Regions from separate parts of the Homo sapiens genome. Here region 1 is linked to region 2. A link is an interaction called in ENCODE POLR2A ChIA-PET data of the cell type or tissue named here. Cell type or tissue: MCF 10A. All regions are shown on one strand. Each heading gives the region's core, and the rest is flanking DNA. Links, peaks and the distances in the headings are about the cores only.

Region 1 (8,961 bases), core at 1,946-5,945, 210 kb before region 2:
GACCACAACAAGGAGGAGCAATCAATGAGTTAGTTTACCACCATACCACCACGGGTTTCCAGGGTCTGAATACATTCCACCCCTTGTGAACTGCCTTCTCTCTCTGAGTATGGCATCTCAAACACAGGCCCCCTTCTCTGAAATGGATACATTTGCAATGATGAGGTCTCCAGTCAGGCAGCCCACTTCAATTGTCTTCATTGCTATTCCCTCTTTGACATCTGAAGCAGGCCTAGGTTCTGTTGAGGCACACAGCCTCTACTCAGTCTTTCTCTCAGGAAGCCAGCTTGCCTTGCCTTCCTTGGAGTCCCTAGCTCTTGAGGCATGCAATTAAGTTAGGTAATGCACATAAATTACTTAACACAGAGCAAGCGATTTAGTCATCTCTCAGTGTTTGTTATTTTTAGTCTCCCATCTAGAAATTATCCTTCTTGAAAGATTCTTAGCATAGTGGTCAAATGAGGTCTGCAATCAGATTGCTCAGGTTCCAGACCCCACTCCAGTTTTCTCACTGTGTGAAATGTCAGCAATTTATTTAACTGCACCTCAGTTTCCTCCTCTGTAACTGGAGCTACTAATAGTAACTACTTCTCTTTTGCTTTAAGAATTATGTGAGTTAATGCATGTGAAGCACTTAGAAATGTGCTTGGGGCTGAGCGCAGTGGCCAACGCCTGTAATCCAGCATTTGGGGAGGCCGAGGTGGACAGATGACGAGGTCAGGAGATTGAGACCATCCTGGCTAACACAGTGAAACCCCGTCTCTACTAAAAATACAAAAAAAATTAGCCGGGCGTGGTGGCAGGTGCCTGTAGTCCCAGCTACTCAGGAGGCTGAGGCAGGAGAATGGGTGAACCCAGGAGGTGGAGCTTCCAGTGAGCGGAGATCGTGCCACTGCACTCCAGCCTGGGTGACAGAGCGAGGTTCCATCTCAAAAAAAAAAAAAAAGGCAAATGTGCTTGGGACATCATCTGTAACCAATGAAACCTAGCAATGATAATGGACATGATTATTATAATTACTGTAAATCTTTTCATAAAGTCTGTGTGAGGATTGATACTGCCCAAACCATGTCCTGTTCCTCAAAGCTTTGTGTTCCGTCTGCTTTTGAGTTATCTGGGCCCTCAGTGACTTGTGTGGCTTTCATGGGAGTAGAAACTTTGCTCTCAGCCTCCTCTTCTGCAGCGCTGGGATCTGGCTCCACTTCCTCTAGTGTCCATACACATCTGTGTTCTCCCCACCCCTTTCATACAGCCCCAGCTGAGTTTTTAAATCTTCAACCTACTACTTTAAAAGTTTGATTTTCCATCCTATCATTGGTGAGGCCAACAGCGTCTGTTCTATCAGTGAATACTCCTTCCCTTTTCCTTCATTCCCAGTGCTCTGGTTTTGGCACCATGAAGAGAACCTAAGTTTTTAAACTGCACCTTCCAATGTCATTCTAAGTGGCTGTGAACCATGGCAGTAGAAAGTATGCCTATACCTGAGGGCTGCTAGCTCACCTCTTCATTCTGACTGTCTTCATGGCAGGTACAATGCCGACACATGGTTGTGTGCTAGACCTCACTCATCACTAAGATGCTCAAAATCAACAAATCGCTACCATGGTCCAGTTCTTCTGTTACATACAGGTTCCCACGCTGCTGCAAATCTCACTGAATTCCGCTTGTCTACCTAATAGTTTCTAAGACTTTATCTGATACAGTTGGCCCTCCATATCCATGTGTTCCACATGCATGAATTCATCCAACCACAGATTGAAAATATTTGGGAAAAAATGGATGGTTGCTTCTGTACTGAACATGCACAAACTTTGTTTCTTGACACTATTACCTAAACGAGACAGTATAATAAGTATTTACATAGCATTTATACTGTACTAGGTATTATTTATAATTATAGAGTTGATTTAAAGTTATACAGGAGGTGGGGCTAGAAGCAGCGGTTCACACCTATAACCCTAGCGCTTTGGGAGGCTTAGGAAGGTGAATTGCTTGAGGCCAGGAGTTTGAGACCAACCTGGGCAACACAGCAAAACCTATCTCCACAAAAAAAAATTTTTAAATAAGCCCGGTGTAGTGGTACATGCCTGTAGTCTTAGCTACTTGGAAGGCTAAGGCAGGAGGATTCCTTAAGTCCAGGAGTTCAAATCTGCAGTGAGCTGTGAATGCCACTGCACTCCAGCCTGGACAACAGAGGGAGACTCTGTCTCTTAAAAAATACATAAATATAATAAAAGTATTTTTTAAAAATAAAGTATATGGGAGGATTTCAATAAGTTATATATAAATACTGCACCATTTTGTATAATGAACTTGAGCATTCATGGATTTTGGTATTCACAGGGAGTTCCTGGAACCAAACCCCCATAGATAATGGGGGACAACTATATATCTGAACATTGTAATTAAATATTTGTGCCTTGCAAACATAATGGTGATTATAAAGTAATTACTTTTCAGAGACACATATTTGGGTCTAATGTATAACATCTGATACAGCTTTATATAGTTCCTCAAATAAGTAAATTTCTAATTGGAGTTTGGTGATACTTTTTCTTCGTAAAATATATCATACTACAGCCCTAAATACAAGATAAAGATGTGAACTGAGTAGGCTATAAAGTTCCTTTCAGTTGTAACCTTTCTGTGATTCTAAACATAGGTACATTTTATGAATAATTTTTTAAATTCACCTTTTTTGCTAAAAATTATAAACAAGTCTTATTTATTTTGCAAAATAATTGAGCATCATCTAATCTATATTGGATGTGCTTTAATAATTTGGTAAAAATACAGCCAGGCATGGTGGCTCACGCCTGTAATCTCAGCACTTTGGGAGGCCGAGGCGGGCAGATCACAAGGTCAGGAGTTCGAGGTCAGGAGTTTGAGACCAGCCTGGCCAGCATGGTGAAACCCCGTCTCTACTAAAAATACAAAAAAAAATTAGCTGAGCATGGTGGCACATGCCTGTAGTCCCAGCTACTCAAGAGGCTGAGACAGGAGAATCGCTTGAACCCGGGAGGTAGAGGTTGGAGTGAGCCGAGATCACGCCACTGCACTCCAGCCTGGGTGATAGAGTGAGACTCTGTCTCAAAACAAAAATTGGTAAAAATACAATCATATGGTGACAAAATGAGCTAATTATTAATGTACACTAGTAAGTTAAGATACCATAAACAAGAAAAATAAGAGTGCTTTACTAAATTCTACATACTCTGAATTTTATGTCTAAAAATATTTAATTATTTTATTATTAATAGTGAATGCAGCTTACAAATTATTATTAAAGTAAAATTGGTGTTTGATGAGTACAACGGTAATATATCAATAGTTACTATATCCGTAATGTTCTTTTCCACCTCTGGTGCAATGTGAGCTCTTTGGAACATGGCCTTATCAGCTGCTGATTCTGGGACTCACTTGGCCCTGTGAGCATCCCTTTGGACTCTGGCCAATCAGCCTGAGGGAACTTTTGTTCTCAGTGGGCATTAGATATACGGAAAAAGAAAAAAAAAGACAGCCATCTTACCACAACTATTCTGAAAATTCAGTTGACTCACTTTTTAAAGTACAAAGACTATGATGTTGTTTTGTAATTGGGCTGAAGGGTAGAGTAAAGATGTTCTCAAAGATACCTGCAGGATATTTACAAAATTTTTTCCACAGTAAATCTTGTATGGGATGATTCATTCCTTCATGTATGCAGAAGTGGTCACTCACAAGGAAGAACTTCCCAGAGAGTAGAGTCAGGGATCATGGAAAACAGTGGATTAAAAAAGTCCTTCTCAGGCAGCAGCATTGGGTCTAATTGTGGAACTGTGCCCAATGTCAGGGCAGACAGGACTCCTCAGGCATTCCCTGCAGGGTGTCACCAAGTGCTGGATCAATGACTGCTGTGTGATTCTCATTCTTTCCTTTTCTCAGTGGAAGTACCCTATACCTACTATATCACTGTGTAATGTGTGGCTAGAATACAAAAACCTTGTCCTTTTGATTCAGAAGTTGGCCACACCCTGCCCTGTTGGAAAAATGACTGCAGTTCATCCTGAGATGCTCAACTTGAAGTGGCAGCCAGTAACAAGATGGGACTTTTGGGCTCTCGCCCATGGGGAGGGTGTCTTCTCTAAGTGGGAAGAAGGGGGAAATGGATATTTGGTATCCAGAAGGGTGAATTTGACTCAGATGGCTAGTTAACCACCACACCCATCTTCTCTCCTTCCTGGGCCCTCAGCAAGACAATATTCCTCAGTCTCAGACACAGTTGGATTTTTGCAACCCAAAAGAATATGAGTGACTCCCTTACTTGGCCCATAAAAACTTTCTCACAAAATCCTCCACCCCCTCTTCTCACATCTGCTGACTGGATGTCAACATCCAGGGCAAACAAGGAAACCAGGGGGGAGAAGATAGCAATAAACAGCTAGAAAATAGTAGCACTGAAATTCAAACTCAAATTTCACATTTGATAGATGGTCTTTAAACTAATTGCCTAATTAGCATATCTACTTGGATGCCTAATAGACAACTCGAATTTGTCCAAATATGTCCAAAACATAGGTTGTAAATATCCTACCTGATCTTCACCCCTAGCCTTCTTCCACCTTGATTAACAGTCCCACTATTCAGAAGTTACTCTGGCCTAAAACCTAAGAGTCTTCTTTAATCCCTCTCTTTCCCTCATGCCCACATAAGTGCAACAGAAAATCCAAGTTGTTCCTCAAAACTGGCACTAATTTCAAATGTTATCCTAAATCCGATCACGGTTCATCACCTCCTTTACAACCCCCTCACCCACAGCACTATCACCTCTGAACCACTACAAGGCCTCCTAAGAGCTTCCACTCCCCCACATCTGCTCCAATAGCCTCTTTACACAAAAAAGTCAGAATGACCTTCTTGATGCATAATTCAGATCATGTTTCCCCTGCTTAAAACCAACCAATGTCTTCCCATTTTGCAAACAACACAGCCCAAACTCAGCACAACCTTCAAAGCCCCCAGGGACTGGCCAAGCCCTCTTCAACTGCACCTTCTACTACATGACCTCAGTATGTTTGAGGAAAAGCAAGAAGGCGGAGGTGATTAGAGAATGGGAAGTGACTACTACCCACTAGTCATGACTCTCTAATCAACTTGGCCTTCTTGCTGTTTCTCAAACATGCCAAGATCATTGCCATCTATGTCAGTCAGGAATGCAACAGGACAATTCAACAAGGGATTGTTTACAAAGATGTGAGCAGCAAAACCAATAAGGAATGGTTAGTCTCCCAGGGCTAGCAACAGTGGAAAGCCATTTTAATTGCTAGAACTAAAAACAATTAATATTGTTCATTTATGTGCTTATAGCCTGTGTCTACAACTAATTCAACAAGTGAGAATTTCTCTGTCTTAATTACAATTGCATCTTTCCCCCTTCCCTGACCAGTGCCTAGCATAATGCTTAGTGAGTGGTAGATGCTCTGTAAATGTAGACCAGGCTGAAAGAACCGCTACACAATAGCTTCTTCTATCTTAGGCTCTTCTAGCCCAATCCAAATCTATTCAACAGTCAATTGTAGGATGTCCTTCTCAGTCCCTAAGCCAATGGGAAATATCCACTCTACTGGTGCCTTCTCTGACTGTGTCCTGGTCTTTAATTGGTGCTAATGTGCGTGTGTGTGTATATATATATATAAAATATATAATTATATATAATATATATAATTTTTATGTAAATTATATATAATTTATTATATATAATTTTATATTTATAATATTTTTATATACATATTTTATATATCTTTATAATTATATATTACATATATAATATTATATAATATATATAATATATATAATATATATTATATATTATATAATATATATTATATATATTATATATAATATATATAATATATATAATATATATAATATATATAATATATAATATATATTATATAATATATATTATATATAATATATATTATATATAATATATATTATATATAATATATAATATATATAATATATATAACATATAATAATATATTATACATAATTTATATATAATTTTTATATAATTATATATATTTATATATTTTTATATAATTATATATATTTATATATTTTTATATAATTATATATATTTATATATTTTTATATAATTATATATATAATTTTTATATAAATATATATAATTTTATATAATTTTATATAATTATAAAATATATAATTATATATAATTTTATATAATTATAAAATATATAATTTTATATAAACATATATTATAATTTATATATTTTTTTAATGTAAAGTGACAGAATAGCTTCATGAGGCCACTGTTCTTCAGATAGAGATCAGTTATTCTAAACACATAAGTCACCTTGTTTTAGACACTTCCCAAATTCACTCCTATAATAAACAATCAGGAATGAGTACACCTAAAACTCAAGCTGGACTTAAGAAATTAGACTATACCTGTGATTTCTAATATGATCCATAACTTGATAAAGATCTCAGTTTCTGGTTTAATTTTATATGAATAGAAACAAGGATTCCTAAAGGACTTTGAATAACGTGCTCTGAGAATTAAAAGATAAATTATCTAAGGGATACGATTATATCTTCTTCTGGGGTTCTAACAAAATTTTTCCGTCTTTATAGAAGGGTGTTTGGTTTACCAAGAGTAAAATTTTGATAGCAAGCAAAAGTTGTTTATCTTGAAATAGTGCACACAATGACCACATCTTTGAGAGAAGAAGATTGCCTGCTAATACCTTACCGAGTCTACTAAAAGATGTACCATATTAAATCAATAGATAGTGACTCATCTACAATGGAGTATGAATTACAGCAAATGACTGACAGGCCCACTCTTCTAATCTCCCAGTTGTGTTTATGTGATAGTCTAAATCACATCAGCCAACTATGGCCCTTTGGTCAAATTTATTTATTTACAAATAAAAAACTTTATTTGTAAATAAAGTTTTATTGGGGCCAGGCGTACTGGCTCACACCTGTAATCCCAGCACTTTGGGAGGCGGAGGCAGGCAGATCACCTGAGGTCTGGAGTTCGAGACCAGCCTGGCCAACACGGTAAAACCCCATTTCTACAAAAAATACAAAAATTATCCAGGCGTGGTGGCTCGTGCCTGTAGTCCCAGCTACTGGAGAGGTGGAGGTTGCAGTGAGCCGAGATTATGCCACTGCACTCCAGCCTGAGTGACAGAGTGAGATCCTGACTCAAAAAAACAAACAAACAAAAAAAATAAGTTTTATTGGAACACAGTTATGAGATCATTCACTTAAATATGTGTTGTCTCTGGCTGCTTTTGCACTACAACAGCAAGCAGAGTTGAGAAGTTGTGGAAGAGAACATATGGCCCAGAAAACCTAAAATATTTGTTATCTAGCCCTTTATAGAAACAGTTTAGCTTTCTAAAACAGAAAACAATTAGTCACTATTCCTAATGCTTGGGATGGGGATAAGGAGGAGCAGGGTCTGACAGCAGACGTTTCCAGGATGATATGGTATGTGGAATACGTGGTATGCAAAAATACAGCCTATATTTTTAGGCCATCTCTTGACTGTATCAAAGAAGTTCTTAAACTAATATGCAAGATTAATTGATGCTCTGTCAGACATTTTTGAAGTCCCCTACTGGTTATTTTTGTGGTCACTTAGAGGCCTGGAAATACTGATTCAAATTCCATGTTAACCATTTTGCTATCCTTACCAGGCTCACAGGTAATTGTTAGTATGTCCTTCTCAGCCCCTGAGCCAATGGCAAGTATTAGGCTGACTTGGTGTCAGCAGCACATTATCAACTCTACTGGTAAGGAGAGCGTGGTCTATTCCACCAGGTGGCATTCCAACATTCCACCTAGTGGTAGACTATCCACCCCAAGGGAGTTATGCAGTGGCCACGACTAAAGGCAGGCTGCAAACATGACAGCCACAAAAACAAGGTTGGATTTGCTTGGTGGCACCCCATGTTATGTGGCCCATGCATCTACCTATCTCTTCCTCCTTGTCTACTTCTTTCATGGGCCCTCAATGTTAAAACCAGAAAAGGCAGGTTGTTCTTGTCAAATTCTGTCATCAATAGGATCAGCTTATCTTCTTCACTGTTATGATTTTATTCAATCATAGGAGATACCGGGTGTGTTTTCTTATGAAGCTCAAAAATTAATTAAATGATGTGTGTATTCTTTCAACAAATATGCATTAACCTTCCAACTATGTAGCAAACACTTTCCCAGGCACAAGGAATAGAGTGCTAAACAAGACTAAGTCCCTGCCTTCAGGAATCCTTCATTCTAATAAGTATATTCTAGTCTTGCTCATTGAGAAAGATGTATATTGTGTTTTTAAGCAAATAAACCAGTAAATATAACTTTTAAGAAGGGATATGTGTCATGGAGAAAATAAAGCAGGGTCTAGGCTTATATAATTGTAGGGATGAGTTAATTTTAGTAAGGTTAGTCAGAGAAGGTATCTCTGAAAAGATTGACTTGAGAAACCAAGGTGAATACGGATAGAAAGAATAAGAAATGCAGCTGAAGAGGTGGACAGGGTCATGGGAAGGAGTTTGAATTTTATTTTAAAGGTGTGGAGAAGCCAGCAGAGGATTGAGGCAGGAGAATAAAATCATCTGACTTGATGTCTAAAAGTAAAACTATGGTTGCTGCATGGAAAATAGAAAGTAAGCAGTAAGAGTGAATGCAGTTAGATCTGCTTAGGAAGCTGTTCTAATTGTGGCTGGGAATGCAGGGGTGGTGATGAAGATTACTAGCAGTTGGATTCCATATATATTCTGAAGATAGTTCCAGATAAATTAGATGTGGGATAAGGAAAAGAAAGGAATCAAGGATGACTCCTAGGTTTCTGATCTGAGAGCTGTGTAAGTGGTTAAGTGGCCACATTTTAGCCACGTCTTCTCAGAAGACCTTGTCCCATATCTTTGTCCCTATTCCCACGTACTG
Region 2 (8,961 bases), core at 2,781-6,780:
AATTTGCATATTGTATCAGTGGCTTTTGAGAACATTTGATAATGGTCTAAATTGAAGACTGTTGATGGCCCCATGTTGCTGGTTGTGGAAGAGGCTGCTGTATGAGAATGACACAGGCAAGTTTGCATGGGCTTTTTTTTTTTTTTTTTTTTTTTTGGATATAGGGGTCTTACTCTGTCACCCAGGCTGGAGTGCAGTGGTGTGACCATAGCTCACTGCAGCCTCGACCTTCCAGGCTCAAGTGATCATGATCCCCCCATCTCAGTCTCCCTCGTAGTTGGGACTACAGGCACTCGCCACCACGCCCAGCTAATTTTGTATTACTTGCAAAGATAAGGTCTCACTGTGTTGCCCAGGCTGGTCTCAAACTCCTGGGCTCAAGCTGTCTGTTCACCTCGGCCTCCCACATTGCTGGGATCCCAGGCGTGAGCCACCACACTGGCCTCACATGAGCTTTAATGACAGCTCAGCCTGTCCAGTCAGATGTGTCAGAGGTCCAGGAAGCCTGATTAAGGAGAAAGTTCAGAGGGGCTTGTAGACAGTTGCAATATTATCTGCTTGTGAGTGGGACCATATTTTCATGATTTTTTTTTTCCACACAGTGAACAGTTTTTGTGGACAGATGCTTCTGCCTTCTCATACTCTCTGCTCCAGTTAGCTTGACCTTGAGCCTACTCGCAATGGTACATCGTTGAACCCTTTTCTGCAGCAGATATATAGCCCTGTTCTTCCTTCAAATTTATAGCCTAGAGCAGTCTTGAGAGGCCTCACTTAGGAAGACAGCTTGGCTGGCAAATAAATGTTTGCCAGATGAATGTGTGTTGGACATAGTATGGAGGGATATTCTTGCTTTATTAGATAAAATTTGATTTTCCCTGTAAATGATTATTTATGAGATAAAACATAAACTAAAAATGATTCATTTCCATCAAGTGCAAAGTTAGCTGCAAAACATAACATTCTTCCTTTATGTCACACAGGGAAATTAATGGCCTGGAAATGTACAGCTGCTCAACCAGTTTACGAGCCATTAGTACCTAGTGTACTGGCAGTGAGCCCCAGTTAGCCATGGAAACCAGCTTGCAGCTTTCTTAACTCTGTATAGGAGAAATAATTGATGATTCAGTAACATTAATGATCATATTTACAGCTTGATGTTTAATTAGGTTTCTTTACCCTCTTATATCTGAAGGGGTTAATTGCAACAGGATGCTAAAAGCTGGACTATGACAAGTTTAGGCAAAAATCCAGGCTAATTTTTTATTCTTATCACAAATGGAAAATGTTTATACTTGTGGAAGGTACTGTTCAACTCCACAAATATGAAAGCTTCAGAGTTTTAGTCTCACCAAGAAAGTAAATTTTTCCAATACTGTAGAAGAAGTGTGTCTTTTAAAATCTCATTTAGGTAACATTGAGTGTTACATGCAGAAATGAAAAAGCTTCAAAACTCTGGAGATTTCTTCTCAAACATGACATTGTAAAATGATTAGGCTCTCAAAATTAATTGGTTGAACAACTAAAACATAAAGCTTGTTTAACAAACGTGACTGTCTTCCATGTCCCTGGCCCTATAGATGCAGCGGTAAGTGGGATATGGGGTTTAGAAAGGTTTCTCGGAAGAGATGATCCTTGTAGTGAGTCTTAGTGGGATGATCAGGAGCTAGTCCTGCCAGTGATCCTTCTTCCAGTCTTACCAAGCCATATGTGCAAAGGCTAGAAAGTGAGAGGAAGCACAGTCTGTCTGGGAAACTCCTGGAGTCCAGTCCTCTCAGCTGGGATGGGGGTGTGAGATCTGCTGGAGTCAAAGTACAGATTCAAGGAGAACCCAGCAGTTTGGAAAAAAGGACAGAAAGTTGTAATTAGGGCCAGACCAATTGTTAAGGCAAATGTCTTATTCCCAGTTTTTGTGAACTGTTGTTCCTCAAGAACCACTGGGCATGTGGGGGAAAGCCCCAGGAGTTTTATGAGGTAGTAATTTCCCCATCACTGCAAGTGTCCATGAAGAGACAAACTCCCAGGTCATAGATATTGTATAGGGATGAGGCCATGGGGAAAATGACGGTGGGGAATTCTGCATTGAATGAGAGTCTGGACTGACCTTCAAAGATTTTTTTAGAGTGCTAAAATGAAAAATATCTCTATTTGGAAACCCGCAGAAAATGCATTTATACAGGCCTCCCTCTGTACTGTCAAAATCATGCTAAGACAGTTATTTGAAATTTGAAACCCTTTTAAATAGGGCCTGATCTGAGAATTCAGGCATAATTAATAATTCCATCTCCATGGGAAAGTACATTTGAAAGGAAAAATAGATGGGGACTCCTCCCTGTCTTTGTCATGGCCCTGCTGTGTGTCCTGGGTGTTTGCCCATCTGACCCCCTTCCCTGTGCTGATGTGCTGCTGTCTGAAGGGTGCTGGGGAGGGAAAGCAGTCCTCTCTCTCTCTCTCTCTATCTTCAGTGAAAAGATCCTGGTTAGGCGGGGCACGGTGGCTCACGCCTGTAATCCCAGCCCGTTGGGAGGCTGAGGCGGGCAGATCACAAGGTCAGGAGATCAAGACCATCTTGGCCAACATGGTGAAACCCCATCTCTACTAAAATACAAAAAATTAGCCAGGCGTGGTTGCGCGTGCCTATAATCCCAGCTACTTGGGAGGCTGAGGCAGGGGAATCGCTTGAACTCGGGAGGTGGAGGTTGCAGTGAGCTGAGATCGTGCCACTGCACTCCAGCCTGGCGACAGAGCAAGACTCCGTCTCAAAAAAAAAAAAAAAAAAAAAGATCCTGGTTAAAAAGGCCTTCCCCAAAGGCCCAGAATTTAATTTTACTCAGCTGTGGCAGTTTCATCAGAACATAAGCATTGATTTGCTGAAGTTCCTGTTTGTCAGTACAGCCTTTTTAAAAGTCAGAGGGCAAGAATTGTTTCAGCTCGTTTGTTTTATGGCTTGGTAACTGTCCCTGTTACTGCTCTCCCCCGCCCCGTCTAACCCCCTGCACATCCTTTTAACACTAGTCTCATCAAATGCAGGATTCATCCTACACAGTTAGGTGTTTCCTGTCTGGTTAACCTTTAGTAGTCACCAAGTTGTTTTCCCTTGTCAGCAAGCTGCATTAATTTTTAAAAACTCTTTTAAAAATAAGCAATTATTTACATTTCCTATGGAGACAGGTCATATTTAATGTTGGGATTTCTGTATTTACAATGAATATACAATTGATTTGTGTTTTATTCATTAGGCGTCTATTCTGTGTTGATGGTGGGGGAAAACAAGGAAGATTAGTGGTTGTTTCTGTTCTTTTTTTTTTTTTTTAACTTGTCTTGATTTTAAAAAACGAAGGCTGGGCACGGTGGCACACGCCTGTAATCCCAGCAATTTGGGAGGCCGAGGCAGTTCGATCACTTGAGGCTTGGAGTTCGAGACCAGCCTGGCCAACATGGCAAAACCCCATCTCTACTAAAAATTCAAAAATTAGCTGGGCGTGGTGGCGCAAACCTGTAATCCCAGCTACTGGGGAGGCTGAGGCACGAGAATCACTTGAACCCGGGAGGCGGAGGTTACAGTGAGCCGAGATTATGCCACTGCACTCTAGCCTGGGTGACAGAGGGAGACTCTGTCTCAAAAAACAAAACAAAACAAAACAAAAAGAATTGGATACTTCAGGAGTTCTAAATTGAAATGTTTCTATTACTGTAAACTAAATTGTTTGGTATTTAAATCTTCTACATTCTATTTGTTTTTGAGTGGCAATATATTCAAAGTTCAGAAGGTGTAGAGTGGTGTGTGTAGTGGAAATGCTTCCTTCTGCTTCTGTCTCCCCAGGTCCCTCAGAAGCAGCCAGTATTACCGGTTTTTTGTATACCCTCCCGGAGACAGATGTAACTGTCAACTGATTTTTTAAAACGTGTTTCATCACTCATTAAATCTAGTGTAGTGACAAAAATGGTAAATTTTTTCCCTGCATCTTTAAAAACATATGCTGTGTTTGAATGGCAATTATGAAAAGTCATTTGTTTTTCCTGGGGCCGTGGACCTAGCGTAACAAATGGTAGCCCTCAGGGGAACTAGCATCTGTGTCCTAAGTGAAGGAATAAGATGTAGACTTCCCTTTCCTATGGGTTGCCTTAATTTTTGTATATATAGAGCAGATTCTCTCAGAGATGGGAATAACTCTCTAGCTCTTAGTGTAAAAATATTATCAGACCCATTTCTCTGTGTTCTTGTCGAGAAGGTTCTAAAAGGAAAAGAGGCTGGTATAAATTGCCCAGAGAAAAATTCCTAGAACCATTTAGTCAAACTACTGGCTAAGATCTTGCTGGGAGGTAGCCTGTATTTGTGGTGTGGTCCTGTGTTCCCAGTGGGACTGAAGTGGATTGGAGGGCCGTGCTGTGCCTGCTGTTGGGTAGCATCACTTTGAGCTGGATGACGAAGGACTTTCCCCAAACCTGTCCTCTGTTGTACACATCCCCACACCCAAAACCTTCCTAACATTGTCACTTTCCGAGGTCAAATGTACAGATAAATACAGGGTATATAGGACCCATTCCACCTTAAAGCCAACAGCATTGTGTCAGCCGGGGTGGCCTTTCCTACGAGAGGGCATTATTCACAGCCAGTAATTACAATGAATGAAGGAAGAAACCATCTTCCTTTCAGTTATGAATTCTTCAGTAATATTTAATGAGGGGTGGGTGGACCAAAGACACTTCCTTCCCTTCTGAAGAGGATTTAGAGTGGAGTGGTAAGGGGGAGGAATTGGACTGCTTCCCTTTAGAATTCTGCCCCTCCTCTCCTTTTTAAGGAAAATGTCCCTAAGGAGCTCACTATAACCAGGCGGTTCTTTAAACTGACAACTGCCTGTGAAGTGTTGATGGATTTCCTGGCAAATAAAACAGCAGGACCCTTCTTTAGCGACTACCTTACTGGAGCTTTTTAGCCCAATTTTAGTTCAGAGTGGTCCTGGCAAGGTTTTTAAAGGAATTGGTGTGATTATTCATAACAATTAAATTTTGCTTATTAATAAACAAGTAAGTAACCTGCCTTCTTGGTCACCGCTTCCCCCCTCCCCAAGGTGCGAGGCCCAGAGATAAGGCAAGTTGTGCCTTGCTGAGGAGGGTGTGTACCAGTGAGAAACAGGAAGCTGTGCTTCAGCAGCTTGGTCTGCCTGGAGGTTTCTAAGGCTGAGTCAGGTGTGCTGAGGTCCCTCGGCAAGGGACGCTGCTTTCCCCTGGCAGCCACACTGCTGAGCATAAATGCTTTAAAGTGTCAGCAATTGATGTGTGGAGAGAAGTATGACTGCATTACAGCTTAAAGAGCTTTCACATTCAGGTCTCTACAGGAGAAGACGAGATCGCCCCGATAGTTTGAGAGTAAATGGGTTACCAGAGGAAGAGCTAAGGTGAGTGCAAAGTCATGGTTGGCTAAAGGTCAAGACATCTAATCTAGTAAGTGCAGTGGGGATTCATGCCTAAGTGGATGCAGCGTTGGGAAGTACTCATTGAAAAGTAGCCTCTTAGTCTGTAATTAAAAACTGAACACAATATCAAGATTGTACTGATTGGAACTGTGCAAAACCAGAATACTTTTGCCCATTTCTTCACAAATCCTTTAAGTTGTTTTACCCCTTCTCCAAACCTACAGTGTTGTTATGTCTTTAAAAATTATATAATCACCAGAAATATTTTAAATTGAAAACAACTGATTTTTCCACTTAGTTTAAAGAGAGTTTTCTTTGGCTGATTGGAACATGTTTTTGTCTGTGTTTTGATGAAGGTGGGTAGTTTGTGGTGGTTTGGGGTTGGGGGAGGGGTGCCATGGAGATTGTTACTGAAATGGTGTAACAAAGGAATGCAGTGGAACTATTCAATGTAGCCTAGGAAGGAAGGACATCAAAAACCTGGAAACCTTTTTAACTAAAAAGGTTAGAGTTCTTGGCTTTCAAAGTGAATTTCCCTAAAACAACACAATTTTATTTTTTTGTTGCAACTACTGAAAATTTCTTAGATTTGAGGTTCTGAAAGCCTCTACAACATTAAGCCTATGTGTTAAAATACTGCATTAACTGAAGGGTTTAGATTTTCCCTGTTCCTGGGATGTTCCTGTTTTACTGATGACAGAAGGCTGCAGTAAAGAGAGACTTCCTTTTTTTAAATTACATTTACTGTTTAGTACTTTAATTTGGAGGTCTTGATTTAAGTGTTTGAATATTCTGATTAGATGGCGGGAAGGCTATCTATACTTTGTGTACTATTGTTCTTTTTCCTACAAACTAACTTCCAGAGTTTATTTTAAATTCTCTATTTAAATGTAACAAGGACAAATTGACAAGCTTCAACTTCTCTATTAAATTTGTATTTGTCACAGACAGCTATACTACAGTAACTGTAATTTGCTAAAGAAACATTTATTTTAAAATTGTTGACTCACCAATTTTTGAAGAGGGTAGCATTAAAGGACTATTATTGACACTAACATTATTAGAACTTATCGCTTACTATGTCAGGTGTCTCTTAGCTACATTTAATGTATTAACTTTGAATTGACTGGATTAAACAATTTAAAAGTCTCAGAGTTTAAATTGTTAAGAAGTTTGTATGTGAGGTTAGTGAAAATATTGAGCTCTATATTGCTAACCAGATAGACAATTGGAAGTGACCTCTGAAACCAACATTTATTGGTAGACTCCAGTCTACAATGGATCCAAGAGTGAAGTTACCAAAAACAGTTTTAATTTCAGATTTCGGGGTTTGGAGGAATTTCCTTTTTTAAAAAAATTAAGTTATATAAAAAAAATTCTAAACCAACCTTTTCTTTATTTTCAGACAATAGCCAAAGTACTCATGAGTAAAATAACGTATATGCCAAGGAAGTAGTTATTTACATAGTTACAATGCTCTTTCAAACAACTAGATTTTTTTTTTTTTTTTTTTGCTTAGAATTTAATTAAAAGAGGAAGAATAATTCTTAAGTATTGCCTGTTCTAGTTGTTTAAAGAGAAATATTTTGTCACCCATTCTGGTGATGTAGTTATCTGGTCATAGAAGGGACTTGTATTTCTGCCACTTTTGTCTCCTAATGTAGAGAAAATGATCATTTTCCTTATTCAGAAGTATAGGTTAGCCAAGAAAGGTAAACCATTGTCTGTTTATGCCTGGATTTTTTTTTTAATCAGCTTAGGTGTATTTTTTTTTACCCTAGTTATACTAAGCCTATTTTCAGGATTAAATGAGGTTTCTGAGCTAATAGGAATCAAAGAGAGTAAGGACTTTGAAGTTAGGTACACCAGAGTTTCAGTACCACTCAGTTGGACAAGTTATATAATTTTTTTAAGTCTTGGTTTATTCTTTTTTTAAAAAAATAAGGATAAAAATAACTACTATTATTGAACATTATTTACTCTCTCACAGAACTCAAACCACCAATTCAGTGAGGCAGGTGGCATTGTTATCTTGCGAATAGTGCCATACAGTTAATTCATTGTTTAATTGTTATTGAGTGCCTACTATTTGCAAAGTAAAGATACAGTGAGGAATAAGACACAGGCCTCGCCACAGGAACACCCACCTAGGTTTGGGCATATTTAATATGACCACAGATTTTCTCTCCATGAACAATTATTTGATTTTGAATACCTGTGCTATCAAACATCTTTCATACTGTCTCAAGTATTGCATAAGACCCATTCCAGCTCTCATTCCTTCTTACTCAAGTGTTCATTTCTTACGTTTGTGGACTCTTAACAGAAAAACTTTCAGAGACTAAAATTGGCCATGGCCACTGCCAGAAAACATTTTTTGCTCTTAAAGTTTAAATAAAAGGCTGTGCTCTGAAACACGAGATGCACGTGCTTAAAGAGCACTGTAATACACATGAAAATAGTTCCGGCGTCAAACTTGAAATTGTTCAAAACCGAAGCAGGTAAAAGGTGGCATGACAAACACTGGGCTTCCTAGACTTTTGTTTTAAAGTATTAAATATGACTTGAAACTGACTTTATTCACATACTTTGTACAGTGGAGCATTACCCACTGTGTTTGTGGTTACAGTTAGAGTGAAGTGACACAAGTGACATGCTTGTTCCAGTGGGTCGGAAGCCCCAGACCTTCACAAGGCATTGACCCTTTTTTCCCTGAAGTTTTTGGTGTCCCAAAATAACATCTAAGATATACCCATGTACCTACACTTACTCCTTTAGCTATTCTATCTTTTAAATTATGTTGCATTCAAACATAGTTGTTTTTTGACAATACCTGAATGACAAACACACCTGAGAAATTCCTGCCCTTTAAAAATTCTCAAAGTTACTTTTTCTCTGCCTCAGATAGAAGGGATCTATAAATAACTGATTAGAAACAGTACAAAATTGAAGTTTCTCCTGGTTGGGTTCAAAACAGCTTAATATAGGGGCTGGTGGCTGGATGCAGTGGCTGACGCCTATAATCCCAGTACTTTGGGAGGCCGAGGCAGGCGGATCACTTGAGGTCAGAAGTTCAAGACCAGTCTGGCCAACGTGGTGAAACCCCATCTCTACTAAAAATACAAAGATTAGCTGGACGTGGTGGCAAGCGCCTGTAGTCCCAGCTACTGTGGAGGCTGAGGCAGGAGAATCGTTTGAACCCAGGAGACAGAGGTTGCAGTGAGCCGAGATCGCGCCACTGCACTCTAGCCTGGGTGACCAAGCAAGACTATGTCTCTAAATAAATAAATAAATAAATAACAATATAGGGGCTGGTAGGCCGGGTGCGGTGGCTCACGCCTATAATCCCAGCACTTTGGGAGGCCGAGGCAGGCAGATCACCTGAGCTCAGGAGTTCAAGACCACTCTGGGCAACATGGGGAAACCCAGCCTCTACTAAAATATAAAAAATTAGCCAGGTGTGGTGGCGCACACCTATGGTCCCAGCTAGTGAGGATGCTGAGGCACGAGAATTGTTTGAGCCTGGAAGGCGGAGGTTGCAGTGAGC

Evidence for each region. Peaks named below come from ENCODE experiments on the same cell type or tissue, not always from the same donor. Only the 100,000 strongest peaks of a DNase experiment are listed, where the experiment ranks them.
Region 1: POLR2A ChIA-PET joins it to region 2 with 7 read pairs; 2 of 35 experiments call an interaction of 5 or more read pairs at or near these places.

The regions. Positions count from the first base shown.
Region 1 is chr2:108,409,614-108,418,574 of GRCh38, forward strand. No RefSeq gene overlaps it. Among named protein-coding and RNA genes, the nearest start is that of GCC2, 35 kb to the right of the region's middle. In MCF 10A, for the core only: no CTCF peak of the experiment used is centred there; a DNase peak (open chromatin) is centred at 3,468.
Region 2 is chr2:108,616,066-108,625,026 of GRCh38, forward strand. All of the region lies in intron 1 of LIMS1 (LIM zinc finger domain containing 1), which reads left to right. Among named protein-coding and RNA genes, the nearest start is that of LIMS1-AS1, 58 kb to the right of the region's middle. In MCF 10A, for the core only: no CTCF peak of the experiment used is centred there; a DNase peak (open chromatin) is centred at 5,156.